Linked DNA regions of Mus musculus: region 1 is linked to region 2. Evidence: chromatin loops called from intact Hi-C (ENCODE). Cell type or tissue: heart. All regions are shown on one strand.

Region 1 (8,000 bases), 260 kb before region 2:
CACAGTGGCTAACTTCTCATATCCAGCTGGGTTTTTTTGTTGTTGTTGTTGTTGTTGACTTTTTTGTTTTTTGTTTGTTTTTTCCAGACAGGGTTTCTCTGTGTAGCCCTGGCTGTCCTGGAACTCACTCTGTAGACTAGGCTGGCCTTGAACTCAGAAATCCGCCTGCCTCTGCCTCCCAAGTGCTGAGATTAAAAGTGTGCGCCACCACCGCCTGGCTATATCCAGCTGTTTTAACCCATAAAATGAAGATAACAGATATTTAAAACCAGAATTATATCGATTAAACAAAAGGCCTTAATTTGGTATATAAGGGAAACCCAACACAATTAATTTCTCTCCTGCACTCACTCCTCATCAGTGAAGAGACAGCTAGAAATGAGATGGTGAGTCTTTGGCTGACATTCCGGCCTGGGGGCAATGACGCAGGAGAAGGAAGTGATGCTGAGAGGACTCAGGTGGGAGCTGCATGTCCACCATTGGAGGAGAGCCAAGAGCCCATAGAAGGGTCAGGGCAGGAAGGATGGCTCCAGAGCCAAACAGCGTCACCAGCTAGACCTTGGGGAGATCCAGGACTAGGGCAAGAGGGAGGACTGAAGGCAAGGGTTTATGTTTACTTAAGAATCAGCAGCAGGGGCTGGTAGCTGATCCTGAGCTGAAGTAGCTGAGCGGTAGACTGCACTTCTGCCATGCATGAAGCTCAGGGTTCAAAACATACAGACACACACACTCACGAACACTCACAGACACAGATATATGTGGACACATGTGGACACACAGACAAAGACACATACACACAAACACACATGGATACATACATAAAAACAATCGGTGATAGGTACCAACTTTGGCTCAGGGCTTAGGATCTAGGGACGTACTCTTGAGCAGGCTCCTTAAGGTCCGTAAGTATTGTGAGGTAAATGCTAGAGAGCCCAGGAGCGAGCATCTTGTTCCTACTCTGGCAGTTCTTATGCCAAATGACCAGGAAGAGTCCCAAACAGACCCTCCCGTGAAAGCGACTCCTCACAAGGCAGTCGCAATGTGTGGTCTGCACCACACACCCACCCCTGCTACCTTATGCCAGGGAGATAGCTTTTAATTTACACTTCATTCATTTGCCCTATTTCTCTTTCTCATTGCTTAGCTTCTTTACTCCAGGAGAGTGCATATGGATGAGGGTAACATGCTCCTAATGGAGTGCTTTCCTGCCTTGAACTGTGTGTGATGCCCAAGCAGCCCGTGGTGCTCACTCCTGTGAAGCAGAGGCTAAGATGCTTTTTGCCTCTTCAGCTTTCCCAGCAAGGAGTCTCCTTTGAGCCTGAGGTGGACAGAGGCCCCCTTATCTCAGCTGCTCCGAGCCAACAGCACAGCAGCATGGCTTCTTAAAGAGCCATACAGTGTCTGGCCTCTTCAGTCCCGACATGCTGCTCATGCTCTGGCAGAGCCTACTGCACCAGCCGTGGTTCCCACCGCATGCTTCCCACACTGTGCGAGGAGGGCACTGCTCATCCGCCCTAGACTACATCTCTAGCTTTCAACACTCTAGACTGCAGAGAACATCTGCTAGCACCTGGACCTTGGGCTTCCTGCCTCCAGACTGACAGCAATACATTTCTATTATTGATAAATCAGCTTCTCTTGTATGTAGGGATGGCAGGTGAACATACAGGGGCATACGTGTGATATAATTTAGTCATGCTCAGGGGCTGCACCCTGTTTCTTGGGTTGTGGGGACCATGTCTGCCCTCACTCAAAGGTCCGGCTGCACTAAGTTGTCTCTATCCTCTAAGCTTGACTTCAGGCCCATGGCCAGGATAGGAACATCTACTCAGAACACCCTCCTCCAACTGCCCCTTCTAGGACAAGCTCTCCATCACAGGAAGCCCCAACAGAGAAGACACTGTGCTCTCTCCCTGCTTATTGCCAAAGGACTGATAGAAGCGTGTCCCTCTCCATTAAGTCCCCAATCCCAGCAGACAACCACTTGGACTCATAAATCCTTATCATTTGCATACTCTGCAGGCTACTTGCAACACAGAGACATTACCTCATGGATAATGGAGACAAAGGCTAACAAAAGCAAGGGCTAGTGTGACTGTGGCACTAGCCACATGGTGCATGGAAGTGGCTTTTGAAGCCTATTTAAGCCTGTTCTGTGTCACGAACAGGGGCATCAGTAGTATGAATAGCAAGAAGTCAGGAAAACAGAGGATCATTGTCTGCAGGATACATTCAGAACAAAAACAAAACAAAACAAAAAACAACGGAGCGGTGCTGTGCCACCATCTGCACAGGTCCTATGTGACAGCACAGTCCTGGCATGCCATAGATGTCATCTGAGAGGCACCTCAATGCAGTGTATGTGAAAGGAAATGAGGCAGCTTCTACAGCCACCACCAGAAAAGTACCCCTGACTATTCACTGACACAAGTGTCCATGACTGAATACAGAGCTGCAAACATCAATGTACTTTAATGGAACTCGGCAATATCGCTGATAACAGGTGTCAGCCTAGGCACACTACGTGCACATAAGTCAGACGAGCAGAAGCACATTAAAGATACACACCGGCAGGTAACAGCCCAGGAGCGACTGTTCCCTAAGCATGAGATCATTTAGCTGCTTTGCGGCACAATTTCCAACAAGCACCGGAACTAATTTGAAACAAGGTGATGATGGTTTGTATCCTAAGCAGACAGTAAGTTGTTCTGCCATTGTCTGAAGCCAGACAGGAGGATGGGGGGGGGGTGTGGGGAGGGAGCTGCTCTCCTAGAGTCCCACACAGTCACAGTACAGTGAAAACCCTACTGTGAGCTGAGCTGCACGCAACCACAATCTCTTTTGTACATGCTCCTGTAGATAGAGGAGTGTGTTCTGGCCACATGCTGCCCTTCAGCCATACTCATGCAACCTCAGGTGCTAGGCAGTCGGCACTGACAGGACTCCATTGCACTACACTGCTCACCGAGAATGACCCGCACACTGTGTTCCATTTTAGATTAGCATAGGAGAGGAGTGTGAGCCAAAAGAAAATCACCACAAGTCAGGAGTCAGAAGTCAAAGACACCTGTTCTGTAGATAAAACATTCACTCACTACACATCTCTGGAGAAACAGCACACACTGCAAAGGACACGGGTCCTAAAGCTGCGTCAGCGCAGTCCCTACAGAAGCAGCGGCCTGGAGGCTACTACTGCTGCTTCCACTACTGGGCCCCAAACTGGGCCTTGTGAGAGCTGAGTAGATGTGAAAGACGCTGGGCTTTAAAAATGCTGCTACTTTCCTGTCTACTGTTTCACCTACATGGGTGACCAGAAGAAATGTCCATGTCCTCTCCTGTGTGTACATAGCTCAAAGACACCTCCAGGTCCTACCAGCACACCTGCACTGACTCTCAGTTCTGGACACTGAAAGTCTCAAACCAGAGAGTCCTCTCCAGTGGTCCCGTGAGGTCTGTGACCTGTATGCTGTTTCTTCACTCAGATATATATGCATACATTTACATGACTAGTACTGCACAATATTTGTGTTTAATAAAAAGTAATGCACTATAAATCTAATACTGTTTCTTATTTTTTCACTCAACATTCTACATTTAAAAACACTTAAATCAACTTTAATGAGATACAATTTGCATACGATAAAATAAACCAGTTTGAGACTTCAGTTTGCAGCAGTACTGTTAAGCTTCTGTCGTCCCCACAGTCCACACAGATGACATCCCATTGCCCCTTACTGCATCTGGAGACAATCTTGTGCGTGTGTGTGTGTGTGTGTGTGTGTAGTGTATGAGTGTGTGAGCATGAATGTGCATGTGCACATCTGAGAGTGTGTGTGTGAACACATGCATGCACGCCTGATCCCATCACAGCTGCGGCTGCCTTACCTTTGCGTCCTCTGGTCCCTGGCTAGCCTTCCTGAGTTTAATATAATGGAGACCCACCATCATCCTCACAGCGTGCAGTGGTGCAGCTGCTCTTGGTCCAGCAGCAGCTGTTACCAATAACTTGCTGTAAGGGTGGAAACCCCATTTCATCCAGCCTTCTAGCTCTCCCTGGCTCTCAGAGGAAGAACAGGGTTAACTGTTCCGTAAGGCGTAAGTGAGGTGCAAGGTAGTCTCTGTCTTTGATTTTTTTTTTTTCTTCTCCATATACAGCTTCTACCACCAATTCTTGAAAAACAGTCCTTCCCCATGAAACCATTTAGGCACCTTTGTGCAGTGTGTACACGGCATGACTGTCTTGTGACAATGGCTTTACGCTGAGTCCAAACTGTCCTCACCATGCCCTCTGTGCTTCTATGTAAGGTTTAAAGCCAAGACTTTGACTGGGACAGCAAAGATCAAGTTGGAGAAAATTAACGTTTAAGAATACTGAATTTTGGCTGGATATGGTAAGAACATATCTGCAATCTCTACACTTGGGCACTGAGCACTGCCAGTAACTTAAAGCCTGCCTAACCTCCATGTTAACCTGTCTCACACAAAGGCACACACATAGAGCTGGGTCTTTCCATCTTTACAGAGCCATTTTCTGCCTCATCTTTAATCTCTGTGATAATTCAGATTTGTGAGCTCAGGCCTTGCATGCATTTTATTATATTTGTTATATTTATTCCCAAGTACTTCTGAATCTTAATGGCTACAAGGTAGTAGTTAGAAAAATAAAACAATTCTGATTTCAATTCTCTGAGGTTCCGGTGCCCTGCTGTAGAGGGCAGTCAGTCTCAGGGGCTTCCCTGTCTTCCCCATACTCCCACATATATTACTTTGGCTTCCTGTTTGGCAATATGACTGCCTACTGTTTCTTTGGTTTTTTCTTCCAGCTTTCCACAATGTCTGTCCTTCCAGTGTGGTCTGAATAGGGTGTGATGTGCACCTTTCCTGTTTGGGGGCTCAGCCTGCGCAACCACTAAATCCCAAGCCAGGAATGGTGTTTGCTTCTCTTCCGATAGGAAAGGCTCCGAATGCCCTCTCTGCCATGTCTATGGCTTCTGAGGAGGAGAACAGTGTTGCCAGGGACAGAAATGAACTGGCTTTGGACTTGCAGGCACTCAGGTGACATGTACATCCTGAAACAGTGAGACAAGGGGACTGTGCTGCACCCAGATCTTAATGTCTCTCTTACTGCTTCTCTCCATTTCTTCTGGCTGGTTGGCCAGGCTTCCAGTATTGTAGTAGACTACAGCAATCTGCCTCTTCACCTGCAGATGGAGGCTTTCTCCACTGACCATGGTGTTTGCCTCACATGTTACACAGGCCCCACGCCCTCAATGAAGGTATGGATTAAGCAAGCAGAGGTCTTGGCTCCTTCCAAAGCACCACCGCAATGACAGCAGGAAAACACACCAGCAAAGACACCAGGGAGGGTGTCACCAGTACCAAAGACACCAGGGAGGGTGTCACCGGTACCAAAGACACCAGGGAAGGTGTCACTGGTATCAAAGACACCAGGGAGGGTGTCACCAGTACAAAAGACACCAGGGAGGGTGTCACCGGTACCAAAGACACCAGGGAGGGTGTCACTGGTATCAAAGACACCAGGGAGGGTGTCACCAGTACAAAAGACACCAGGGAGGGTGTCACCAGTACCAAAGACACCAGGGAGGGTGTCACTGGTATCAAAGACACCAGGGAGGGTGTCACTGGTGTCAAAGACACCAGGGAGGGTGTCACCAGTACAAAAGACACCAGGGAGGGTGTCACCAGTACCAAAGACACCAGGGAGGGTGTCACTGGTATCAAAGACACCAGGGAGGGTGTCACCAGTACCCACAGAAGCAGCACAGGTGGAGGTCAGAATGTCAGCTCTGAGTCCGGGCACTAGTTCCTGAATCCTGCCTACGAGTTCCCTTGGGAGCAGCCTGCAGGTAAGAGCTAGTGTTGGCACAGCCTTCACAGGCTTGTGGGAATACTGTGCACACGCTGGGCGTGCAGTTGTGCAACCGATGCTCAGTAAATCACAGCTGTGATTGTTACCCAAATCTTAACTTTTCCTTCAGTTACACTTAAGAAACAGTGGGCCCCGGAGATGACTCAGAGGCTGAGATGCTACAGTGCTACGACACCGTCAGCAGAGCAGAGTCTCAGAGAGCACGAGGTCCAGGAGACAGGCTCCCTCGGGCTGCAAACCCTAACTCGTTACTGTGGAGGCAGCATGGGGTGCTAAGCAGCTCTGCACTCAGAACTTTGGCTGAGATTTTGTTATTGGCTGCACCCTTCCCTGACCTTTTCTCTATCTCCATTTCTCACTAAAGCCTGAGCTGCACTTGCTGCTCATGTGCTTTCAATGAATTCAGCCTGAACATTTGTTACTTCAAGTTGCAGGACATGATGGCACATTGCTGTAGCCCAGCATGCAGGAGGCCAAGGCAAGACTGCAGGTTCCTGAGGTTGGCAACGCTCTGTCTCAATATTAACAACAATAACAAGCTAAATAAAAACCAATCAAACAAAGTATTTCTTCTTTAATCCCCAACCTTTTCTTTCTGGGTCATTTTTACACATTAATTTTTTAAACTAGGGTTTCAGGCATGGGTTGAGAAAGTTAGCACAAGGTATGTCTCTCCCAGCATTCCTCTAAACCCTGCCTTCTCATGACTGAGTTCCATCTACTATGTGTGGTCGGAGATCACAAGACAAAAAGGGAGATCCTCTGGACTTATTATAGATGGCTCCTTTGCAGTATAGACATAGTTTATTTGATAAATGGCCCATACATGCTCAAAAATGTGGATTCTTTGTTGCATGGATGGTTGTGTGTGCGCGGCGATGGACCTGGGTAATTAACCTATTATTAACCCCACCCCTTGGCTGGAACTTTCTCTCAGGAGCATTCTGACCGGGCTCCTGACTCAGCTCCCCCTGCATGAATGACTGTAGGTGGCACCTCTCAGCTTACGACTGTGTCAGGTCATACTGCTGCGGCTGCCGTCCTCCCCTGCCCTCTTGCTCCTTTTCCACAGTAAAGCACTTTGCTTTGCTTGCTCAGTGCCACCCTGGGCTCTGCGTGGACTCTGGCGTCTGCCGCTGTCTTCTCAGCCTTTATGTTTCTGTCTTGCAGCTCATGAGGGCTGCACCTTTATGTCTTCGTCCCATAAGGATCAATTGCCACCCACTCTTGCCACAGCTCACTCTGCCACCTGAGAGCATTTCCTAGACTCTATTCCTCTCTTTTTTTTTCTTTTCTTTTTTTTCTTTTTTTTTTTGTCCTTCCTTCCTCCATCTGTATTCTCAGCTTCATATCACAGAGCTGGACATCTCTAGCATGGTGACATATCTGCTTTCCTTGGGAGAGGTCTTCACCCACCTGTCTTCTTGCCTCTTCCTTTTCTCTACACTGGTAATTCATCTTCCCACTCTCCTAGCTCTGTTTTCTGAGTAACTTTACCCAGAATGCTGCTTTCCCTATCAACCAACCTCATTCTGCGCCACACAGAGAAGCAGTTGAATCAACCAGGGAAAGGAGGGGATGGCTGTAGTCAGTCAGAAAGCCCCCTCAGCCTGCCCTTGCCTATCTCTACTGCCCATGCCTCTATTCTACACTTGCCGCCTCCAAGGTCTCTGTCTGCAGCTTCTCGTAGTGTGGTTTCTAAACTCCAGTGACATTCAGACTCACTGGGGAGTCAGCAGGCAAGGCCACTCTCAATAGTTTACATCTTTTTCTTATGACCAAAATCAGGGTATCCATAGCACGCTGTTCTCTGAGAGTGGTGTGATTTTCATCTTAACTGAATGAAAATGGAGCCTGGGACACAAAGGGTGTAGCTGAGCAGGGGAGAAACATCCTGAGTAGGTACATGGAAAATCGTGCAGTTTGGGATCTGCATGGGACCAGAAGATAGCTGGTTTCAGATGGTGAAGCCAATTCTTCACAGGAAGACCGAAGGTCAGACTCTTCAGCACTAAGATCAAAGGGCACTAGTACAACTCTGTAAGGCAGGTGAGCCAGACAATAGCCTTAGGCAGGTGAGCCAGACAAGAACCTACGTTTGTGCTTCTGG
Region 2 (8,000 bases):
TAGTCACTATGGACTGACTTAGGAGGGAGTCGCAGCAGCCCAGCTGAGTCTAAATGGGCCTGGGTATCACAGGAGAACCACCCGTCTGTCCTTCCCCATCACCGACCGTCATCCCATCCTGACCACCCCCTGTGGGTATCCACAGGACTTAGTAGCTAGCTTCCCCACCATCTGTCACCTCTCCTCCAGGGAATCTGGGGACTAGGGTGAGGGCAAGAGACATGTCACAGGCGTGCCATCTCTGTGTCCCAGCTCAGATGCCACTCTGGTGAGCCTAGAATGTGTGTGGGAGGACAGGGAGGGCACTGCAGCCCTGCTGTTGGCCTGCCTCAGCAGCCCCTTCAAGGCCACCCAGACAAGAAGCCACCAGGCTAGAACAGACCCGCCTTCTTAGTGGGATGGGATTTTGACGCTCTCTGGTGAGAGGGTGGCAGGAAGAGGAGTGAGGAGCCGAGCCTGGGGCTTTCTCACCATGGGCCTCAACCGGCTTCCCATCTGGCACCCTCTGTGCAGCTGACTCCCCATCGCCCACTCTTGAGCCTGCTCCAGGATTGAGGCTTTCCCAACTGCAGGTCCCTCAAGCTCAGCGGCAAACAAGCTTGAGGACAGGCACCTTGGGGGCTGCAGCCTGGCTATGACACGGATGACAGTCTCCCGTGGCTGGGATGGTGAAGTAAGAGTGACCCATGAGGGTAAAGCCAGGAAGAACCAGGTCTGTATTCCCAAGAGGGCAAGGCAGAGCTGCTGGCACAGGTTGCCAACCGCAGGGCCTCTGGGCACCCGAGGCCTGAAGTCCTTCATGTACTCTTGGTGCTTGTGTGTGCTTCCTGGTCTGGAATATGGTCCTGCTGGGGCATGGTGACCACACTGACTAGCCAGTGATGGAGGAGGCTGGCAGCCACTGGCCTACACTGGCCCACGCTGGATTAAGCCCGCTGCATCCTCCTGGAGTTCCATGCACTGTTGCCTCTGGGGTGTGGTGCTCCACCTGTGACTGTGGTGAGGTCTCCACTGCTCCTAGAGATCATCTTCTCAGGGTGGTGACTGTACCCAGGCTGGAGAAGGAGGCCAGAGGTCCGAGTCTTCCTGATGCCCGGTTCCCTCCAACTGCTGGTCCTTCTGCTCCTGGAAGCCTGGCTCGGGGGCTTTCCGGTCTGAGCTGGAGTCTCTGCCGTCGCATTCAGGAGGCCTGCCTTGATCTGCAAGTGCTCCTGGGCCTCCTTGGGGGCATGCATTTGGCCTCTGCTCTTTCTGGCTCCTGGTAATGACACCAAGAAACAGGAAACATAAAAAGCCAGGGTGTGTCAGAAGTCCCCTTGTTCTCCAGGGGTCTCTGAGGCCTGATGAAGGGCCCAGCCTAGAGGGAAGGCCGACAGTCCTCACCTGCACAGGTGTACTCTTGTACCCTCAGGCTAGCCAAGTTCAATGGTGAAGTGGGGTAGGGCCAGCTGCCCATACCCTCAGCTCTTTAACAGCCCAGTGGCCCAGGAACAGCCCCCAGCTTCAGGGAAATGAGTATGAGGGGTGCACCCCTCACTACTTGTGCACCACCCAAGGCAGGGCCTTTGTCTTTCCCTGGGTATGAGGCACACCAGAGGCAGGGATCAAAACTGAAGCTGCCATATGTACCACGTTCTATTGCTGATACCCTGTGTCTCACTTCCCCACCCATGAGATGGGATCACAGTACCTGTTTCTTGGCAAGACTTCCCTAAGGCCTGTTCTAGTAATACCACATTGTGTAAAGAGCTCATGCCAGTCCTGTGTCCCTAGCGGAGACTGCTGATGACAACAGACTCGCTCTACCTCAAAGCTCGAAGGACTGAACTTCTGTGATGGGAGACAGGCATTCGAGGGAATGAGGTAAACAGAACCATGCCTGACTCCAAAGGTCATGCCCTTTCTGGGGAGACCTGGTCTGGACCTTTGGACAGATAAAGTGGACCAGAAAAGGCTAGGCAGCTGTACTGGGTGGTTTTATATCAGCTTGGCACAAGCTTAAGTTATCTGACAGGAGGGAACCTCAATGGAGAAGATGCCTCCTTAAGATCAGGCTGCAGGCAAGCCCCTAGAGCAGAGCATGTTCTTTTCTTTTTTTTTTTTAAGATTTATTTATTATTATATGTAAATACACTGTAGCTGTCTTCAGACACTCCAGAAGTGGGAGTCAGATCTTGTTATGGATGGTTGTGAGCCACCATGTGGTTGCTGGGATTTGAACTCTGGACCTTCGGAAGAGCAGTCGGGTGCTCTTACCCACTGAGCCATCTCACCAGCCCCAGAGCATGTTCTTAACTAGTGATCAATGGGGAAGGGTCCAGCACACAGTGGGTGTAGTGATTGATGGGGGAGGATCCAGCACACAGTGGGTGTAGTGATCAATGGGGGAGGGTCCAGCACACTGTGGGTGTAGTGGTCGATGGGGGGGGTATCCCAGCACACAGTGGGTGTAGTGATTGATGGGGGAGGGTCCAGCACACTGTGGGTGTAGTGATTGTGGGGGAGGGTCCAGCACACTGTGGGTGTAGTGATCGATGGGGGAGGGTCCAGCACACTGTGGGTGTAGTGATCGATGGGGGAGGGTTCAGCACACTGTGGGTGTAGTGATCGATGGGGGAGGGTTCAGCACACTGTGGGAGTAGTGATTGTGGGGGAGGGTCCAGCACACAGTGGGTGTAGTGATTGATGGGGGAGGGTCCAGCACACTATGGGTGTAGTGATCGATGGGGGAGGGTTCAGCACACTGTGGGTGTAGTGATCGATGGGGGAGGGTTCAGCACACTGTGGGTGTAGTGATCGATGGGGGAGGGTTCAGCACACTGTGGGCAGTATCATCCTTGGGCTGGTGGTCCTGGGTTCTATAAGAAGCAGGCTGAGCAAATCACAAGGAGCAAACCAGTGAGCAGCACCCTCCATGGCCTCAGCATCAGCTCCTGCCCCCAGGGTCCTGTGCTGCTTGAGCTCCTGTCATGACTTCCTCCAGTGATGAACAGGACACAGAAGGTTAAGACAAACCCTTTCCAATCCAACTTGCTTTTGGTCATGGTGCCTCCTCACAGCAACAAAAACCCTAACTCGGATAGCAACCACGTTTGGAGGTGGGCCTTGGGCCAGCTGAGCCAAAGGAGTGGGGTTTCTTGAGAGTTCCTACTATGTTTGAAGTCTCTGAGGGATCCCCTCCCTATGTCCCCTACCAGGCCCAGCCTCACTCTGTGGCCCTAAGCTACAACCCTGCATCAAGGACAGGATGGATTCATACACAACCCATTGCCGGTGTCCTTCCCACACTCACCTGTCCTTTCTCTGTGCAGGAGCCACCCCAAGCTGCCCTAGAGTCCTTCGGATGTACTCTCGAGAGCGGATGTCAGCCTGAAGGATACACACAGGTGTAAGCCAGGCCCTGGGCATGTCTTCCCATCCCCAGTAGCCTGGAAGCACATTCCACTCTTTCAGGGGCAGCCCACACAGGCTCATCATGTCCTTTGGGGAATCAGCCCCGCCAGTGTGTAGTTGGCAGAGAGATGCTGAGACCCTCGGGGTTGAGGTGAAGGCTGAGGGACCTGACCTCTTGCTTTTCCAGGATGCTCAGCCTCTTCTCTGACTCAGACTGTTCGTTTTCACTGGCTGTCCCTCTGATGGGTGTCAGCTGTGACACCTGTTCATCTCCAGAAAGGTTGACAAGTTACGCTAATAAAAAAGGGCTTGGGGACCACAGGTAGAGCCACAGAGAGGGACTCAGATCTGAATATGCACCCCCCTCCTCCACCTCTAAGAGCCTGGCCTCAGGAAGCCCCTGGTCCCGGCTCAGATGGGTTTAGCTTAGCTTTGGGATCACAAGACTCACAGACAGCAATAGCTAATCCTGCAGACAGCAGCTGCTCTTCAGCTAAGGGAAGTGGGCCGTGGGCAGTGGGATGTCCTGGGCTGTACCAGAGTCCGGGTTTGCACCAGAGCAGAGGGAAGGAAGACCCTAAAGACAGACACTAAGCCCTTCTTGGAGAACTTTGGGGAAGTGGAATTGTTGGGAGGGTGCTCTGCTGAGGGGCCAGTGGAAAGAAGATAGGCCAAAAGCCACAGCCCGTCCTGCCGGGCCGACAGAGCCTTATTCCCTTCCTCCCTGCCAACCTGGGCTCCCAGGCTAGGCCATCACGTGCTCGCTCTGCATGTGCCCAGGGTTTGGGAGGCTCTCTTGTGACATGTGACAGGTGTGCTCTGGATTCCAGTACTCCAGGTGCTTTGCAGGAGGCTGCCCCCTTACTTGCTAGGACAGAAACCACTGTAACTCTGGGAAACATCACGGCTAACAATGCAGGTCTGGGGCTGCACAGCTCTGGGCTGCAGGTGCTAAGGGAGTGCATCGCTGACTTGCTCTCATTAGATGGCCAGGATGGAAGGGGAAAGGCCTTCTGGGGCTTGAGAGACCACTGCACCTGTAACAGCAGTAACACCCCAGATGAGGACTCAGTTAAAGAAGGCCTTCCTTGGGGGATGACAAGAACTCACTCATTCTCAGAGGCTACCTCTGGGCAGCCTTTCCAGGAGCAGGGCTGAGCATCACAGGATGCACTGCCTGCTGCTGCCCCCTGGAGGCCATCCTGTGCACCTGCAGCTCTCCTGAGGGCTGAGCCTAGGCAGGCTCTGGGCAGTCCAGCCTGTAGCCCTTCCTTCACACCTCCCAAAGACCTCACAGCCTCCAGAAGGAATGGAGTTGTGACCTGAAAAACTGTCCCACAGCTGATGTAGACAGCAGCTGCTCTAAGTCCCTTGCTAGTGAGCCCTGGAACTGTACGCTTCCTGCTGTGGCTGAGTTGCTCGAATGCATCAAATTCCTCCTGAACCAGGGCTTTTGATAGTGCCTTTCCAGAGTCTGGACTGTCCTAGCCTCCTCTAAAGAGTGGTTTTTCCTGGGTTCTCAACCTAGGGTTTGGACAGGCACCACCACGTGACAGGTGCATGTTGGGATCTCAGTTGCATGCTGCTTTCCTGTAGGGTGAGATGACTGGTTAATCAGTGTTGAGCCTCTGGGTCCCTGAACAGCAGCTTAGGTAACAGGTGTCTGGCAGAGCCATGGCCTGGGGTCCCAATTGGTGTCTCTGGCACAAGCACTAGCTTCCTCAATGTAGCCACCGAATGACCCTGTGAGATCCTCTGACCAAGGGTTGCGTCCAACTTGTCCTGCTTTCAGGCTCTCTCATCAAGGGCCTGGGGATCTGTCCTCAGATGCCTGCAGAGACCCACCCCAAGTGAGACTGTGTGATGGTTTGTATATGCTTGGCCCAGGGAGTGGCACTATTAGGAGGTGTGGCCTTGTTGGAGTAGGTGTGTCACTGTGGGCGTGGGCTTTACACCCTTACCCTAACTGCCTGGAAGCAGCTGCCTTTGGAACAAGAGGTAGAGCTCTCTCAGCTCCTCCAGTGCCATGCCTGCCTGGATGCTGCCATGCTTCCCATCATAATAACAGACTGAACCTCTGGACCTGTAAGCCAGCTCCAGTGAAATGAGTGCCTTTGTAAAAATTTCCTTGGTCATGGTGTCTCATCACAGCAATAAAAGACAAACAACTAGGTGGCAATGTCAGTCCCCCCCCCCCACACACACACACAACTCTCCCACTCCCACCACAGCCCCATACCTGGCGTATAGGTTCTGGGATCCGGAACCTACAGCAGTGGTGGGTGAGGCGCACAGCGACCTCCAGGCTTATTCTGTGGCCCACAGAGACATAGAGGGGCTTGGTGCTGTGGTCATGGCTCCTCAGGGCCTGTGGAAGGAGGACAAGCATGGATGGGCAACGTTGCTGTGGAGCAGGACCAGCCTCAGGACTGAGGCTGTGAGGATGTCCTGGAGGGCTGGAAGGAGTTCACAGGGTGCAAGGACTCTGGGGCTGTTGGCCCTCAGGCATCTTCAGGTGGCACATGGGGTGAGGGTAGCCAGAGGAGAATGTGACACAGCATACCCTGGTTGGTCGCAGGATATGTAGGGAACAGGGTCCAGCCCCCACAAAGTGCATGTGTGCACGTGTGCACGTGTGCATGAGCTGCCTTGTGGCATGGCCTAGGTCCCGAGTCTGGGCAAGGCACAGCTTTCTGGCCACTCACCATTCCCAGGACAGTCCCAGAGCTGCCTATCAGAGGAAATGTGTCTCCTCCGGCCTGCAGGAGCACAATCTGGGAAACAGAAAAAAACTGTAAAAATACCTTTTTAAAAACATGTATCGCAGGAATGCTAGTGCACACCTTTAGTCCCAGCGCCAGACAGGCAGAGGGCAGAGCTCTGTGAGTTTGAGGCTAGACAGGACTACACAGTGAGACCTCCATCTCACACAAACTAACAAACAATCAAATCCCAAGCAAAAGTGCAGGTCGGCTAGATACACCATCCTCAGGAGCATCGTTCACCTTCTTCGGGAAGGAGTCTCATTGGCCTGGAGCTCACCAAGAGGCCTTTGTGCCGTTCTGATGCTGGCATAACAAGCACGGCCCCCATGCTCAGCACTTTTTACATGGCTAATGGGAACCAACCTCAAGTCTTTATACGCAGGATAAGCACTTTGCTGATGGAGCCATCCCTCAACCCACTGCCCCTTCTCAAACAGCTGAAGGGCAAACTTGATTCTTTAAAAGATTATCTTTAAGAACAGGGCATGCGTAGATGTCTGTGGGGGATATGAGGGCAGATGCTCAGAGAAGCTGGGGCATCAGATTGCTGGGAGCTGAAGTTACCATGGTCGTCAGCTATGCAGCATTGGAGCTGGGAGCCCAGAGTGGGCCCTGCAAGAGCAGGATGTACTCTAAGTCTTGAGCCACTGCCCCAGCCCAGCAAATTTCATTTCAAAGGCCTAGGCAGGGATGCAAGGTGCCCTCCCAGACCCCACAGGGGCCACACTGAATATGTTGGTGACTGTGCTGAGGTCGCTGCCATGAAGTTCCATCTACTCTGGTAACTGAGGCTTAGAAAAAGGGTTGTGGCTTGCCAAGGCCCCAAGAGGCAGGTGGAGGGCACACAGGTGACACTGGGCACAGCAGTCCATGTCCAGGCTGAAGCTGCCACCTCCTGAAAGCTTCCTTTCTAGCTAGGGGCTTGGCACAAGTCAACCCACAGCCCCTTCCTTCTGGGTGGGGAGGGCCAGTACATCTATCCATCAGGCTGCCATGATCAGGCTGCCATGAGCGGACCTGGGTCTGTCCACTCTGCCAGCTCAACACATAACTCACTCTCTACACAGGCTCCTGGGAACTAGGAAAGAGACAGTCAGGTCTCTTGGAACTTCGTTCTGTGGGATAAACATTATGTCAATGGCTTCCCCTGGATGAAGTGAGGATCTAGGGTAGAAAATGGTACACTGGGGGCAGAGCAAGGACTACAGTCACAATGACAGTAAGCAGGGTCTGCAGGCTGACTGTGAACACCACGGAGGGAAGAAGGTGGCTAGTGTGATATGGAAACCTGGAAACCCTGTCCCCGGGGACTGGAGGACATGGCCCTGCGTGCGTGTGATCCTGGCACAGAAGCAAGGAAGTAGGGGAGACAAACATGGTGGGAGGCACCCAGGAAGCTTATGAGAGCTGAGCCACTGCTCTGAACTGTCCAGAGGCACTTGGAAGGCAGTGCCCAGGGAAAAGTGGGTCTGCTTCTGGGTAAGACACCAGTGACGTGAGGGTGTGCCAGCAGGCCAGGCTGGAGCTGAGGTGCCCCAAGAGGTGGCTAACACAGGCACACCTGGTTGAGTCACAGGGAGTCCCAAAGCCCTTCTCACCTTCTCCTTGTGCAGAGCATTGTTCTCCAGTCCATCCACCTGCAGGAGCTTCTTGGCCACCCCGATGCATGGCAGCTCTGTAAGGACACCAAGGTGGCAGGCCACCCCGAAGCCTGCAGGGGAGCAAAGGGCGAGAGTACGGTGGCGGGGATGGGATGGGAGCCAGCCACAATCGCTCATCTATAGACGCAGACTCTTGGCCCAAACTGACTGCACTGTGAATGGGCCCTCTGTCCTGAAAGCA

What was found. Hi-C counts contacts between places; a loop is a spot of excess contacts. Peaks named below come from ENCODE experiments on the same cell type or tissue, not always from the same donor. Only the 100,000 strongest peaks of a DNase experiment are listed, where the experiment ranks them.
Region 1: it touches region 2 in a loop (2.9-fold over the local background); 2 of 42 quality-filtered maps call a loop at or near these places.

Annotation. Positions count from the first base shown.
Region 1 is chr11:119,761,176-119,769,175 of GRCm38, reverse strand. All of the region lies in intron 6 of Rptor (regulatory associated protein of MTOR, complex 1), which reads right to left. Among named protein-coding and RNA genes, the nearest start is that of Rptoros, 69 kb to the left of the region's middle. In heart, a CTCF peak has its summit at 4,691; a DNase peak (open chromatin) is centred at 2,935; H3K27ac peaks cover 217 bases.
Region 2 is chr11:119,500,460-119,508,459 of GRCm38, reverse strand. It overlaps Endov (endonuclease V), which reads right to left. Exons shown (of 9, transcript NM_001164636.1): 5 at 7,757-7,869; 6 at 6,099-6,167; 7 at 5,633-5,761; 8 at 3,293-3,369; 9 at 1-1,258. The coding sequence ends at 1,033. Among named protein-coding and RNA genes, the nearest start is that of Endov, 13 kb to the right of the region's middle. In heart, no CTCF peak of the experiment used is centred here; a DNase peak (open chromatin) is centred at 4,589.